2 separate regions of the Homo sapiens genome follow, and region 1 is linked to region 2. The links are chromatin contacts, found by Hi-C or POLR2A ChIA-PET in ENCODE. All regions are on one chromosome and are shown on one strand. Each heading gives the region's core, a stretch centred on a gene start or an enhancer-like site at or near the end of the contact. The rest is flanking DNA. Distances are from core to core; before and after follow the strand shown. Region 1 overlaps LINC01170 (long intergenic non-protein coding RNA 1170). Region 2 overlaps LINC01170 (long intergenic non-protein coding RNA 1170).

Region 1 (7,381 bases), core at 4,209-6,708, 35 kb before region 2:
GGATAGACTGGACAAAGAAAATGTGGTACACCATGGAATACTACGCAGCCACGAAAAGGAATGAGATCATGTCCTTTGTAGGGACATGCATGGAGGTAGAAGTCATTATCCTCATCAAACTAACACAGGAACAGAAAACCACTGTATGTTCTCACTTATAAATGGGAGCTGAACAACAAGAACACATGGACACAGGGAGGGGAACAACACACACTGGGGCCTGTCAGGGGGCTGGGGAGAGGGAGAGCATCAGGATAAACAGCTAATGCATGCAAGTCTTAATACCTAGGTGATGGGTTGATAGGTGCAGCAAACAATCATGGCACACTTTTACTTATGTAACAAACCTGCACGTCCTGTACATGTATCCCAGAACTTAAAATAAAATAAGAGTGGGAAAAGATGTATCACACAAGTACTAAGCGTAAGAAAGTTGGTATCTATCTTATGACAAAGGAATGCCATTTCTAGGTATTCAGCTGAGAGAAAAAAATATGTCCATAGAAAGATGTATATGAGACTTTATTCATGATAGCAAAATTTAAAGACAATACAAAGGTCTAACAATCAGAAAATTGATAAAAAAGTGTTATGTATTTGTACAATTGAATACTACTTAACAATAAAAAAGAATAAAGTCTTCACTGACTCAACAATATGGACAAACCTCAAAAATATTATTTGTTTGAAGGAAGCTAGATGCTAAAGAATTCCATGCCAATAGAAATCAGAAACTTCTTACCTTTGGGAGAAGGTAAACTAACTGGAAAAGGGGCATGAGGAAAATTTTTAGGTTGATGAAAATGTTCTATATCTTATTTGGGTGGTTGTTAGGTGGAGATATATAATTATAAAATCATTAAGCAAAACACTTAAGATATGTGTATTTTATTTTGTGTGAATTATAGCTCAAAAAAAATTTAGAGTGAAGTATCAGATTAAAACAAATATGGAATAAGACATTACTCAATTATATTTATTTGTTTGTTTTATTTATGACAGAAGACAATATATACAACTTGTTAAAGAGAAAAAAAAACTATTCCAAAGGTTGAGTTGTTTTTTTTGCCATCTTATTTTAATGGGTCAACTAGTAACATATGTAACTGAATATGAGATTGAAACCATTGAAAAGTTTAGTAGATCAATAAATTCCTTCTTCCAGTGATGGTGGTTCTAACAGAACTCTTAATGGTAGATCCAGTGTACATCTCATATGTCCAAAATATTGTATAAACCTGTGTAGAAAGGGTTTGTGTTTAAAGAGCTCAGTGTTTGTGCTCTGAGGAGTATATCAAAATTACATAAAACATTAAATAAAAGAGCTATTTACTCAGACTAAAATAACATGCATTCACAATTGTTTTATAACTTGTGCTGAAAAAATGTTTAGAGATTTCTGGGAACCAAAAGAATCTTAATACTATATTATAAATATTTTCAAAGATTTAAGGTAAAGATGGATATAATATATGAACAAATAGCGGTTCACAGTAGAGAAATGAGAACTATAAAAATTCAAATAGAAATTTGAGAAGATGGAAAATTTACTGGAGGTTATAACAACAGATTGGACAATCAGAAAAAAAAATAACTGTACTTGCAGATAAGTCAACAGAAACAAACCAACCAAAGCACAGAGTGAAAAAAGAGATTGGAAAAATTAAAAATAACCATATCGATCTTTTGATTGTGTGGCAATATCAAAACATCGAACATACATGGAACTGGAATTGCAGAAAAGGGAGAGAAAAGAATTGGCATTAGCAAAAATATTTGAAGATAACATGCTCAAATGTTTTCCAAATTGAAAAAATCTGTATGAAAGCTTAATTACTTATTAAAGATAAAAGCTTAGCGTGACTTGCAAAGTGATCTTTTCTTACCCAGCAAACTGATTTGCCATTGGGAGTTACAATTTTTAAACAGCTTTACTGAGATATAATTGACAAAATCAACTACGTATGAAGTGTACAATTTGATACATTTTGACTTATCTATAAGCCCCCCCAATTTTTCTTATGCCCATTTATAATTTCTCTCTCGGATCTTCCTGGTCTCCAGACACCTAGCCATCTGAGTTCCATCACTAAAGATTTGTTTTCATTTCTAGAAAATTTCATTTTCTAGAATTGTATGTAAATTGAATAATATGGTAGGTACTTCTTTTTTGCTTGATTACTTTCACTCATCATAAGGTTCATCGATGTTGTTGTGCCTATTAATAGTTCATTTCTTTTTATTGTTAAGTAATATAATTGCTTATAGCCAATTACTAGAACTGTTAAAACGAAGCTATGGTGATAGAAATCCGGAAAGTGATTACCTCTGCATGAGGGGTGAGGAAATTGATTGTAAAGAGCCATGAAGGGAATTTCTTTGGTATGGGTGCTGCTTATATGGGTGCATACATTTGTTGCAACCCACTGAACTGTAAACTTAAGATGTTTGCTTTTCACTGTGAATAATTTATACCTTGATAAAAATAAGAGGCAGGGTTTGAAAAAAAATCACCAGATGTGGTTTTAGTTCACCTAATTGCCAAAATACTTGTTGATATTTTCATGTGCTTGAGTCAGTGATTTATTTTTCATATATCTGGTTACTCTGAGTACCATCTTTGACATAACTTTAAAGCATTTCCCTATTATTTAACTCTTTTGTGAGGGCAAATTTATGAAAAGTTTACTGTAGGACAAGCTTTCTCAAAACATTCCAACTAAATCAATCATTACTGCCTCCAAGTTATCTTTATAAAAGTAATATCTATGCCCCAAACTGAGTATACCTATGATATTCCCCAATATATCATGTATTAAAATGGAGTAATGGAGTTGTTAATGATAATGTTTCATTCATATATATAATTTTTCCTCTATCAATAAAATATAATATGTACCCTACATACTAGATAGAATTAAATTTTATCATAAAAACCAAGAAAAATTATTCAAATGAACTTACAGCTCAAATAATTTCAATAAAATAACATTTTTATTGAATGACAAATGATTAAAGTCTAGGTATTAACTTATTTGTTCAAACATTTATTGACTACCTATAACATTTCTGATTTATATGCTTTTCCACTTCTAAGTATCTTTGGTATTTTCATAACATAATGAAACACATAAGCTACATTATAAATGGTAGCTTATATAGAAAAGTGGTTACATTTTTTGGTGTGTTTTGGTATACACAATGCAATATGAAGCTATGTATAATTAAGCCATACTCAATATTGAAGCATTATTGAATATTCAATATTACACTTAATATTTACCTCTATATAACCTAACTAGAGGACGCTGGGGTCAGAGCCCACTGGCACATGAACCACCACTTGTAACATTCTTTTCACAGTATGTTCAGTCTTCCATTTTGTTTCAGTACCATTCATTATAGCAGAGCAAAAATGTACAATTTGGTGTCTGAGTGTCTTTGAAAAATAATTATTCAGACAAACAAATGTAATATTACTGGTTTGGGTTTGCTTCTGTATGGTTTGGATTGTAATTTTTCAATTAGAACCTCAATGAAATAATCATCATTCAATTATAGTTTATCTCCCTACTTGCTCTTCTCATCTTCAGATCCCATCATCTGAGGCTCTGAATCATCCAGGACAAAACAGGAGCACCCATGCTGGGCTGCTTTTGTGCTACATGAGACTCCAACATCATTCTCCTTATTGGAAGGGACTCTCCAGGAGCTTCCTTTTGTCCTTAGAAAGATGTCAAACTCCTTGGCTTGTCAGCCCCTCTGAAGAGTGGCCCCTCTCTTACCTGTGACCTTCTTTGGCCCACCCTGCTCCCCCTGGGCTCAGCACTCCAGTTGCTCAGGTCTTCTCTCTGATCCCAGAGGCTGCCAGGCTCATCTTGTGTTTTCATCTTTAGAATGTTCTTCCTCAGATCTTCACAAAGCTAGATCTTCCTTATCATTCCAATCTCAGCTTAAATACTACTACTTAGCAAGACCGTTCTTAAAATCTCTTATGATGTGGCCCCTCTTCTTATCCTTTATGGTGCTACCTGTGGGTTTTTATTTTCTACATTGAATTCTTACTCTTATCTGATTTCCTGTTAGTTTACTTCTACATTTTCTGTTAGACCATAAGCAGGGCTGTGCATTGCCCAACTCCAGGCAGACCCCTCACATTGTTGTCTATGTGGATGTTGTTCCTGGAGTGAGACAGGGTAAACCTGCCAGCCTCACACAGTGAGCTTGGTAACAGAAGCTCCTGGTAAATGCTGTTATTCCTAGTACCTAAAACAGTGCCTGACACACAGCAGGTGCTCCAAATATATTGCTAGAAAATGAACTCTTAAATTTAATGGTTTCTAGAGGCCTAGGGGAGCTAGAGAATGTATTTTAGCTGTAATCTTTTCCATTTCTATTGCTCTGGTGTGTTCCTCCAAAGAAAACCTATATTTAAAATAGTAAATATGACTAAATTTCTGATATAAATTACAAAGAAAGGAATCAATCATTTACCTGAATTGCTTAAGAAATTGCTTAAGGCTAATATGCTCATGTTACTGATAGTTTAATTTTAATGATTATAGGAAGAATTTTTTAAAAATCTTTTTCATTAACATTTGTATTTGTATATTAATCATAAATAACTAATGTGCTACCAGTATGGGATATTACCCATCTCTATAAATCTTTTGGGATAAGACCACTTTGCTAGGTAGATTAGATTTCACAATAATTTATATGAGTCTTTGAACTGAAAAATATTCCTCATTCTCAAACATTAAATATGCTGATGAGAAGTCATAACACATTTTATTTAAAAGGAAATATAACATTTTCTTCCAAAAATTCAAGCAAACGCAATCATATAGATAAATGAAGAAAATCTGAATTTGTGAACTAAAAATTAAGATGACCAGGATTATAAAATTTAAAATAGATTCTCCATCATATATCATACATTTATTCAGTTTTAGTATAAAGATCCTGCATAGGAAGTATTTAAACACTGCAGGGTTAGGTTTTCCTCACTGTGACTCATCTTTGGACTCAAGGATGAATGTACACGAGAGCTTTGGTCAGATTAGGTGAACGTGGTCTATTTGATTAGTAATTGATCCTGCGTGCATGTCACATTCCCTGGAATTGATAACAACCACAAAAAAGCCAACCCCTTTGCCTTCAAACCCACCTATGAAATAAAAATGCTGCAGCTAGTGTGTTTTTTAAAAATAGACATTTTATTACACTGCAGCGTTTCCTCCTTTTTCTCTGTGGTATCATTTGAAGTCTGTTTTTTAAAACAGAAGTTGAACAAATGAATCCTTCTGTCCTCACTTTCAGTTGTCAGCAGTGCTTCAGTGTGAGATGAAATAAATTGCCAAGCCCTTTCATCTTCTATAATCAGCTCTGCACAGCTGAGTACACCCACAGCCCTGCATGCCGCCTCTGCCAGCGCTGATTCTATGTGGAACAGGAAGTCTTTGTTAGTGCCACATTTCCAACGCTCTACACAGGAGTGGGTTTATTTTGCTTCCCTCCTTCCTTTCTTGCTCCCTTGCCTCTTCCACCTCCTTTCTCCCTGCCTGCACAGCTGACGTGCAGTTCATTTCCTGTAGGAAAGAAGTTTGGGGGGATTGACATTATTTTTTTTAAAAAGATATGTCTGAGGTAGGTTTTTTCCATCCTGCAACACAATCATGCGTATCATTCCTTTAGTCATGTACAAATTGATGAGCATTACAAATGGGAAGTTATTTGGAGAAGTCCTAAACAATGCCTTTACTAGGTCAAGATGTTATTTTATTTTGTTTTGCTTTATTTTATTTTACTTATTTTATTTTATTTTTTAGAGACAGAGTCTCACTCTGTCACCCAGGCTGGAGTGCAGCGGTGCGATCTTGGCTCAGTCTCCCAAGTAGCTGGGATTACAGGCTCATGCCACCACTCGTGGCTAATTTTTGTATTTTTACAAAATTTCACCATGTTGGCCAGGCTAGTCTCCATTTCCTGGCCTCATGTGATCCGCTCGCCTTGGCCTCCCAAAATGCTGGGATTACAGGTGTGAGCCACCATGCCTGGCCCAAATGCTTTATTTTTAAAAGCAGAGAAGCAGCACATTTATAACACCAAGGATATCCACAGAGATTTACTTATCACATTCCAGGTTTTATATTTCTAGCACCCAAACTACGTGGACTTCTATTAGGGAACAAAGCAGGGCATAACAGGTTGGTGTAGGGGCTACAAACAAATATCTGCTAGTTATTGCTAGTTTTCATTGTTCTTGTTTTCTGCCATGAACCCGAGTTCCTTTCAAGATCGTCCTTCCTTTAGTCCATGTACTTCTGGTGGGGCTACCAGTCCCTGATTTCTCCTTTTCTGCATCTTCTTCCTCCTTATCCCCACTACCATCATTCTGCTCTTCATCATAGTTGTCAGCACGGTGGTTATTAGGTGTCAGGTGCTAGTCTTAATGCCTTACATGTATAAACTCAGTTTAATCCGTTTGGCACAGTTTGGCTAAATGATTTGCCTAATGTCACGCAGCTAGTTAAGTGGTGAAAGTGAGATCCAAACCTGGGTATTGTGTCTCCAGACTTCTGTTCTTATCTAGTTCACAATAGTGCTGCTCTAAGGGTGGGCAGATGACTTACTTGTACCCTACCTGCCTGGAAACAAAGATTAGTCCAAGGCTGGGCACATGGTCCAAGAGAAGGGAGATGGTATGGGTAGAAGTTGCACATTTTGTCTTTCTGCAGGCGTTACAAAGCTAGCAGGATGGGACTCTGGGGCTGTTAGGGGACATCATACCCGTCGTGTGCAGAGATGGAGCCTTGATACTTACTGAGTTCTGTCTGGTCCAGCTGCTCCTGAATGCAGTTTATCCAGAATTTTTTTTTTTTTTTGTAATGTGAGCCAGTAAGTTCTCTTTGTTTGCTCAAGCCAGCTACCTTGGAATGTCTACCACTGTTAGAAGAAGGGTTATCGAGTGACAGAGGAAAAAAGCAAAATGTCAACAATTCCCAAAGAATGCCAGATGTCCCCCATCTACCTGTGCCTACCGTAGCCCACCACTCCCCTCCCCCAGGGCCCTATCCAAATGCAATTAGCCCTGTAAAAATGATAGTGTCTACTCAGTTAAGCCACTGGCTTTTTATACATAAAAAACAAACCCATTTTAAGATGAGAGGATATGCTGGCTTGGAAGTGTGTATTGATCTTTTAAGGCTGAATTTATAAACTCAAATTCTGTCTCAAGTGGGAAAGGACTAGAAATGAATTATTGTTTTCCAGCCACTTTCTGGTGAGAAGGATCGGTAACACTTGGAAACCAATTATAACAGTAACAGACCAGAAAAGTAATTCCTGGGGAATGTCTTTCTCTGGGGTGCTGCTGAAC
Region 2 (6,401 bases), core at 2,833-5,332:
TCCACGCTTCTTTTTTCCCCCTTATTTTAGTTTAATATAGGGTTTTCTCAGATTTTTTTCCTATAATAGTTTACTATTTTCCTAAATCTTTCCATTTTGTCATCAAATTCAACTATTTCTCACCTCATTCATCTTACAGGTTGTTAATAAATATACCAGAGAATAATGGTCCTGCTATTGATGGATCCCAAGGGAGAATTCCTATTAATCACTTCAATCTTAGGGTGAGCCATTTATTCTTACTCTTTGTATTTTCCCCATTAATGAATGATTCCCCTTTCCATGTGCAGTTTTAAGTATTCACACTGTAGTAGTTTATTTTTATTATCTTCTTAGCATTTCTCATGAAACAGAGATCCCATAATTGATGTGTATCTTGGACTCTGAAACTCTGCCTGTGTATAATGAAGGGATTGGCCTGGATGACCTCCTTCCTCTATCATTCTAGAATCTCTCTTTGTCCCAACTTGAAACCAAACAGGTGCCAGGGTCTGTCGCAGAGAAGAATAATTAGCACATCCATTAACATGGGCCCTGTTAACACATCCAGTGTTGACTCTAATTACTGGTAGATTTTAACTGAGCTCTGCTGTCTATAAGTGACTGTTAGCAAATGATAGTATATTTGATTTGACATACATCATACGTACTGAATAGTAAGCTTCAGTCAACTTTTACACAAGTACTCGTAAAGAAGCTGAAGATTTTAAGCTAACAGATTAAAAGTGGGAACAAATGATATAAGTGCAAGAGCATGAAATTAAAGCAATTATTGTTGTTTTTGATGCTTCAAAATGTGGGATTTATATGTAGTCCTTTACTTTTTATAGTGTTTATGAAAGTGGTTCAATGTGTCTTCTTTTAAGAGATCATATATCCTAGTATTAGTAACATGAATCTATAGGCTTGTCAAATATATATGTTAATAAAAAAATTTAAAACCACTTTTTCTGCATCAATTCCAGAAAGTATATGTACATTTCTGCCATCACACGAAATCCGATTGTTGCCAGATGGCACAATCGGGTTCCGTGTGATGGCAATGCCATGCGTCTCCCCTGCAGAGAGGCTGCTGCTTGCTGAGCCCTGGTGTGATAAGGGGCATAAATCACAAATCGTGTCACCCTGGCCAAGAAACAAGACATCTCTCAGTACTACCTCCCATAAGCAGATGCCACAGAGACTGCCAGATTCAAAGTCACTCTTGCCCTCTATCTGAAACAGCAACCCTTTGAAGAGAGCCCCTGGTCCCATGTGTGTTTGCAGCTCCCTATTTATAATCTGCAGGTTATTCTAGCAACTAACAATATCATTTTGGTAGTTACTAAGAGTAATAAAGCACCCTCTCTGTCGTGATCTGCCTATTTTATGACACTGGCTGGCTGGTGTCTCATAGTTTAATTACTTTAAGTCAATCATGTACATTGTTATGTTGATACTACTATTACTACCAATAAGAAGCCTCAAGTATTGAGGCCTATGGGCTAAGGCACCATACGTTATTTCAATATTCCTAACAACCTTACAAGCAAAGTATTGTTATTACCATTACATGAACTTGAGTGCAATGAGGCACAAGAATGTTAAAGTTTGAATGTTAGCCCTTGGTGGGGCAGGGCCTGGAACTCCAGCCAGTTTGATTCCAGCTCCAGGTATTTGACTCTGTACCAAACTACTTGGGGCTTTTAGAAAAAAATCCTTGTAAGAAAAGGTGAATTACAACACATAATAGTATTTACATTCTTCCTTTCTTAAAGTATCATTAGAAAAACTTGATCATTTTTCATAAAAGACTTTAAAAAATAGATTGCCAACTCTCTTGCATTGTTAAACAGAGACTCTTCAGGGCCATCCCAGAAAGAGCATCACATTTTCTGGAGAAACCTGGGCTTTGGAACCAGCCAAATCAGGGCTTTAAAGCTGAGCTTATTGACTTACCAGTTGTGTGACCCTGAGCAAAGATTTAACCTCTTGGAACCTCAATTCACTCATCTGTGGAAAATGAAAACAAACAATACTGACAACTTTGTGGCACTATTCTGATGAAGAAGTGAGATGATGTGTGTCAAGTACCAAGACGAAAATAGCAATTATGCTCCATTATTGTGAGTCTGAGATACAGTGATTATTTCCTTTTGCCTTATGGATTCTTTTGCTTTGAGAAAGCAAGAGAAAGAAAGAATGGATTTAAGTGTTCTAGTGTGAGAACCGGTCAGAATGAAATAGATGGTTGCTGTTTGTTGTGAGCAGTCTGCAAAGTGAGAGCAGCACCCAGAAAGCAGGCGGGACGGACCGTGGCATCCAACGCCCCTTCAGCCTCAGAATAGTTTGCTCTGCATAAAGCCAGCCGAGAGATGTCTATCCTAGGCATTCGGGGCCTTGGGATCCCCCAGCTAGTCTATCTGAACACTGCTGGTCCCAGGAACCCCTCACAGTGGCAGGTCTGAGCTGGAGAGAAGGGCCAGGGACTTAGGGGATGTGATCAGAGGTCCTGCAGCAAGTCAAGTTCAGGGTAGTGATGCACTTCTGGGTCCACTGGGTCACCTGTGCCTACTCCTGCTGTTCAAATAGGGGATGGTGACTTTTCAAGTTTCATAGTTCAGAAAGTATATCAGAAGGGAGGCTTAGGGGCCAGTCTTAGTGTTTCTGTGATCTAGCTGTGCGACCTGGGTTAAGTAGCTGTGCCTCACTTTTCTATTCTATAAAATGGGCATAGCAAGACCCATGCACTGTTCTGTGGAGAGAATAAATGTGAGAATGATCATAAATGCACTCCAAAAGTTTAACACTGCTGAAACACTGCTCACCTTTTTGTCATCCATACTCCACCTGATCCATTAAATATGTTGTAATGTAGTTCATTGTTATTATGATATCATCAACTATTTTACAGGATAGAGAATAGGGACAAAAGAAATTAAGTGATTTGCTCAGGGTTGCATGGCAAGTCGATGCAGGGAGGGTTTCTGGCCTTGGAGGCTGTGCCTGCTCTTGCCAGAGCATGGAGACCCTCCTGAAGCCGGCCTTGCACACTTAGTCAGCTGGCATGCTCCATGTGCATCTTCCTGGAGCATGTGGTCTCTTGGTGCTGCTCATGGAAGCAGTTGCCTTGCACAGATGTCTGAGAACTCTCGCTGTGGGTCTCACTCTGGATCCTTGTGCAGTAACCCTCCCCTAATCTTTCCCATAAATAATGATGAGCCAGACCCTGACTTTCTCTTTGACTGGCCCATCTCCCCAGTTACTCCCTCTTCCCTATAGTGCACAAACTATGAAAAATTACAGTTCATTCACACTTTAGGCCCTGGGTAGCTGAATCCAGTGCCTTCAACACTTAGCCCTCTTTGTTCCTCCACCGCAACCCAACCTGCCTGCACCCTCTTTGTGTGTATATGTGTGTTTGTGTGTTTCTATTTAACTAATAAACTTTATGCTTTAGAGCTGTTTTACGTTCATGGCAAAACTGAGTGGAAAGTACAGAGAGTTGCACATATCCCCTGTTCCACACACCACCTTCTTTTTTGAAGCTATGATAACAATGCAACTTTCCTAACGGGCGCTTTGTACATGGAAGGCTCCTTCCCAATTGAACTGCCATAGCACAATGCAGTAAAGACTCTGTAACAATAGCTGATGTACTGCACATTACAATTCTAATCATATATTTTATTGGAAGCTGTATACCTCTTAGAGCCAGCATTTCATTTGCCTCCTTTGCCTTATAGAAACACTGCTGCTGTGACAACGGGCAGCAGTAAAGCTAATGGTCTTTTCCAAATTCCTTCTTAGATTCAAAGGGAGAAAAAGTGTGAAGGAGAGGGAAAGAAAAAAATCACACAGTCATTTCCAGCTATTTGTGTTAAAATACAAAGAAAACAGGGCACATTCAAAAATGGTATGCCGGGAAGCCTCCATTAATATTTATTTTGGCATTAATATTGATAAGAAAGTACTTTGTAGCTGGGCTTTGTTGCCTACCCCAGTATCCTCAAGCTCCCTGTTATTCAAGCTGGTGGCCATTAGCTTGCGTCTTCCTCTGTACCCAGAGCCTCTGAGAGACTTGGCGGGCCTCCAGCTCACTTACGCTTAAATGGACACTCAAGCTCCGACGGACACACAGCTAAATAGAGGCCAATAATTCAATACAGTATGACTGTACTGGGGCTGCTAGTAAATCCATCAAGCAGTAAATATCATCTGAAGCCAATGCAAGCTTTTATCTTTCCAATTTTTTTGTATGTCTGAGCGAAGCCCAGGCATTCAGCGAATCATGTAATTTATTCTGCAGTGCCGAGCCTGGGCTGTCTCAGACATCATATTGACTTTTTTTTTCTCCCATCTGTCAGGGGCAGTCAGCAGCTCTGCTATTGTGAGAGCGCATCACATTACATCTATTTATTTATTTATTTCCGCTGCTTCTTTGTAGCATGATTGGGCAAGAACGCATTATCTCAGATCAGCGAATACTAAGAAAAGCATCTGAACATCATTACGACAGCATGTTAAACATTTGTCCTACCCAGTTTGTTAAATCAGCAAATGTATTTCCAGCAAATGCTTGTAATTGTTCATAAAGGGCTCCCTACTGCAGGGTTTTACTAAGCTGAAAATATGGCCTGTTATTTTCTTCAGCTCTTTAGGTCAGCGGTGATTCCAATATATTGTAAATAATGCTGAACAGCTGGTGTACTGACTTGGTGTGTGTGTGTGTGTGTGTGTGTGTGTGTGTGTGCGCCTCTGTCTGCATATGCATGTGTCTGCACACAACCACACACCTGGCTATAGCTCTGCATGTTGCACACATATTTTGTGCACATGTAAATGATTGTATAGGTCAATGCGGTATAAAGTACTGTATATGGCCAGGCAGGCCCAACACTTTGGGAGGCTGGGGTGGGAGGATTGCTTGAAGCCAGCAGTTCAAGACCAGTCTGGGCAAGAAAGTGAGACCCCTGTCTCTACAAAAAATAATGTAAAAAACGTAATTAGCCGAGTGTGGTGGTGTGTGCCTGTAGTTGTAGCTATTCAGGAGACTGAGGTGGGAGGATCCCTTGAGACCAAGAGTTTGAAGCTGCAGTAAACTATGATCGTATCACTGCATTTCAGCTTGGGTGACAGAGCGAGACCCCATCTAAAAAAAAAAAAAAAACAGTGCTGAATATTAACTTCACAAAGTTAATGATTAGGTTATGGTTTACAATGGTTAGAGAATGTCCTGCTTCCTAATCAATCAAAATTTAGCCTGAGAACAAAGCTCTTTTGGTTACAGTTGCTGTCTTCTTGAAAACTTAAAAAGTGTAGCTCCTAAATTTAAATGTTATTTATGATTCTCTTGCTCTTCTTCCTGTATAAACTTCAAATCGAAGAGACAAATAGGAGGAAGCCCCTCTTTTCACAGTGGGGTTTGAGACTGCTACTGCTGGACAGAGCCATCAGACATCTACTGATTGGATGATGACACCCCAAGTAAGATGCTTCCCCCTAGGATACCCCCCAAAGCAACTAACTCTTTCTCAAAAGCCAGGTGTGCTTCTGAGACTCATCCTGATTGACTTGATTCCATTTGAATTTGATTCATGTCCTACTCTAGATGCATGCATCAAAGAAAAGTGTTTTAGAAGTTTCTTGATTTTCTTTAATAGGCATCATAAATGTACTTCACAGAAACACCAATGCAGGATATGCAAATGGAGCCGGACTTAGAGTCAGCCATGTTGTTTGCCCAACTTCTCTTTACAAACAATGTTTAAAACCAAAAAATCCCACACCTTTTTATAAATGACTGTAAGTAAGGCCGTTGATATTTTGAGAAGCAGTGAAATCGACATTGTTTTAAGAACTTGGCTCTTCTGTATACGTATGATCAATTTTTAAAAATGGCATCCTATTCCTTTGGATAACTGCATTCATTGAAAAAATACTTGTGGTTTGTACTTGATAAAGAATATCTTTCTATGGACTGATTGTGAAAAATGACTTTGTATTTTATACTCCATTATTAGTGTCACCACCTTAGAAAATATCAAATTGGCTTTCCCATCTACATCTGACCAGGAGAATCTGGGTAAACATGAGTTTTATTCTAAGATTGGATAGAATTATGGCTCACATCCTTGGGTGCATAGTTGGGCACACTCTCCCTCTCCACACAGCAGAGAGCATCAATGCATATGTTTAATTTCCCTTTATTAACCTCCAGTTAGAAAGTCCTGCACAGTACATGCGGCTTTTAGTATTCCAAAGAGCAGACACACTGTCTTTCTAAAAAAGCATATTAAAAGGCAACTCACTGAGTCATTTTCTAACACCTGAGAGCAATTAATGTAAGCAGAGACAGGAAACATCATCAATTATTTAAAATAAAATGAATATGTAATGCTGACCTTCTCCAACTGCCATCA

What was found. Hi-C counts contacts between places; a loop is a spot of excess contacts on that map. ChIA-PET counts read pairs that join two places held with the same protein, here RNA polymerase II (POLR2A). Pooled maps may share reads with other maps.
Region 1: a loop to region 2 is called in a map of dorsolateral prefrontal cortex, with 3 times the contacts of the local background. The contact joins two enhancer-like sites. A Hi-C loop is called at or near these places in 2 of 168 maps with a recorded cell type or tissue (dorsolateral prefrontal cortex and ovary) and 2 of 50 pooled maps. POLR2A ChIA-PET finds 5 or more read pairs at or near these places in 1 of 52 experiments (OCI-LY7).

Annotation. Positions count from the first base shown.
Region 1 is chr5:124,161,013-124,168,393 of GRCh38, reverse strand. All of the region lies in intron 4 of LINC01170 (long intergenic non-protein coding RNA 1170), which reads left to right. Among named protein-coding and RNA genes, the nearest start is that of LINC01170, 270 kb to the left of the region's middle. Within about 2 kb of position 5,458, at least 5 of the 41 ENCODE cell types and tissues checked have a DNase peak (open chromatin) inside an H3K27ac peak, as active enhancers do; they include dorsolateral prefrontal cortex, where a contact is called at or near this core.
Region 2 is chr5:124,125,737-124,132,137 of GRCh38, reverse strand. All of the region lies in intron 4 of LINC01170 (long intergenic non-protein coding RNA 1170), which reads left to right. It overlaps LOC101927397 (a long non-coding RNA gene), which reads left to right. Exons shown (of 4, transcript XR_246575.3): 4 at 140-944. Among named protein-coding and RNA genes, the nearest start is that of LINC01170, 310 kb to the left of the region's middle. Within about 2 kb of position 4,082, at least 4 of the 41 ENCODE cell types and tissues checked have a DNase peak (open chromatin) inside an H3K27ac peak, as active enhancers do; they include dorsolateral prefrontal cortex, where a contact is called at or near this core.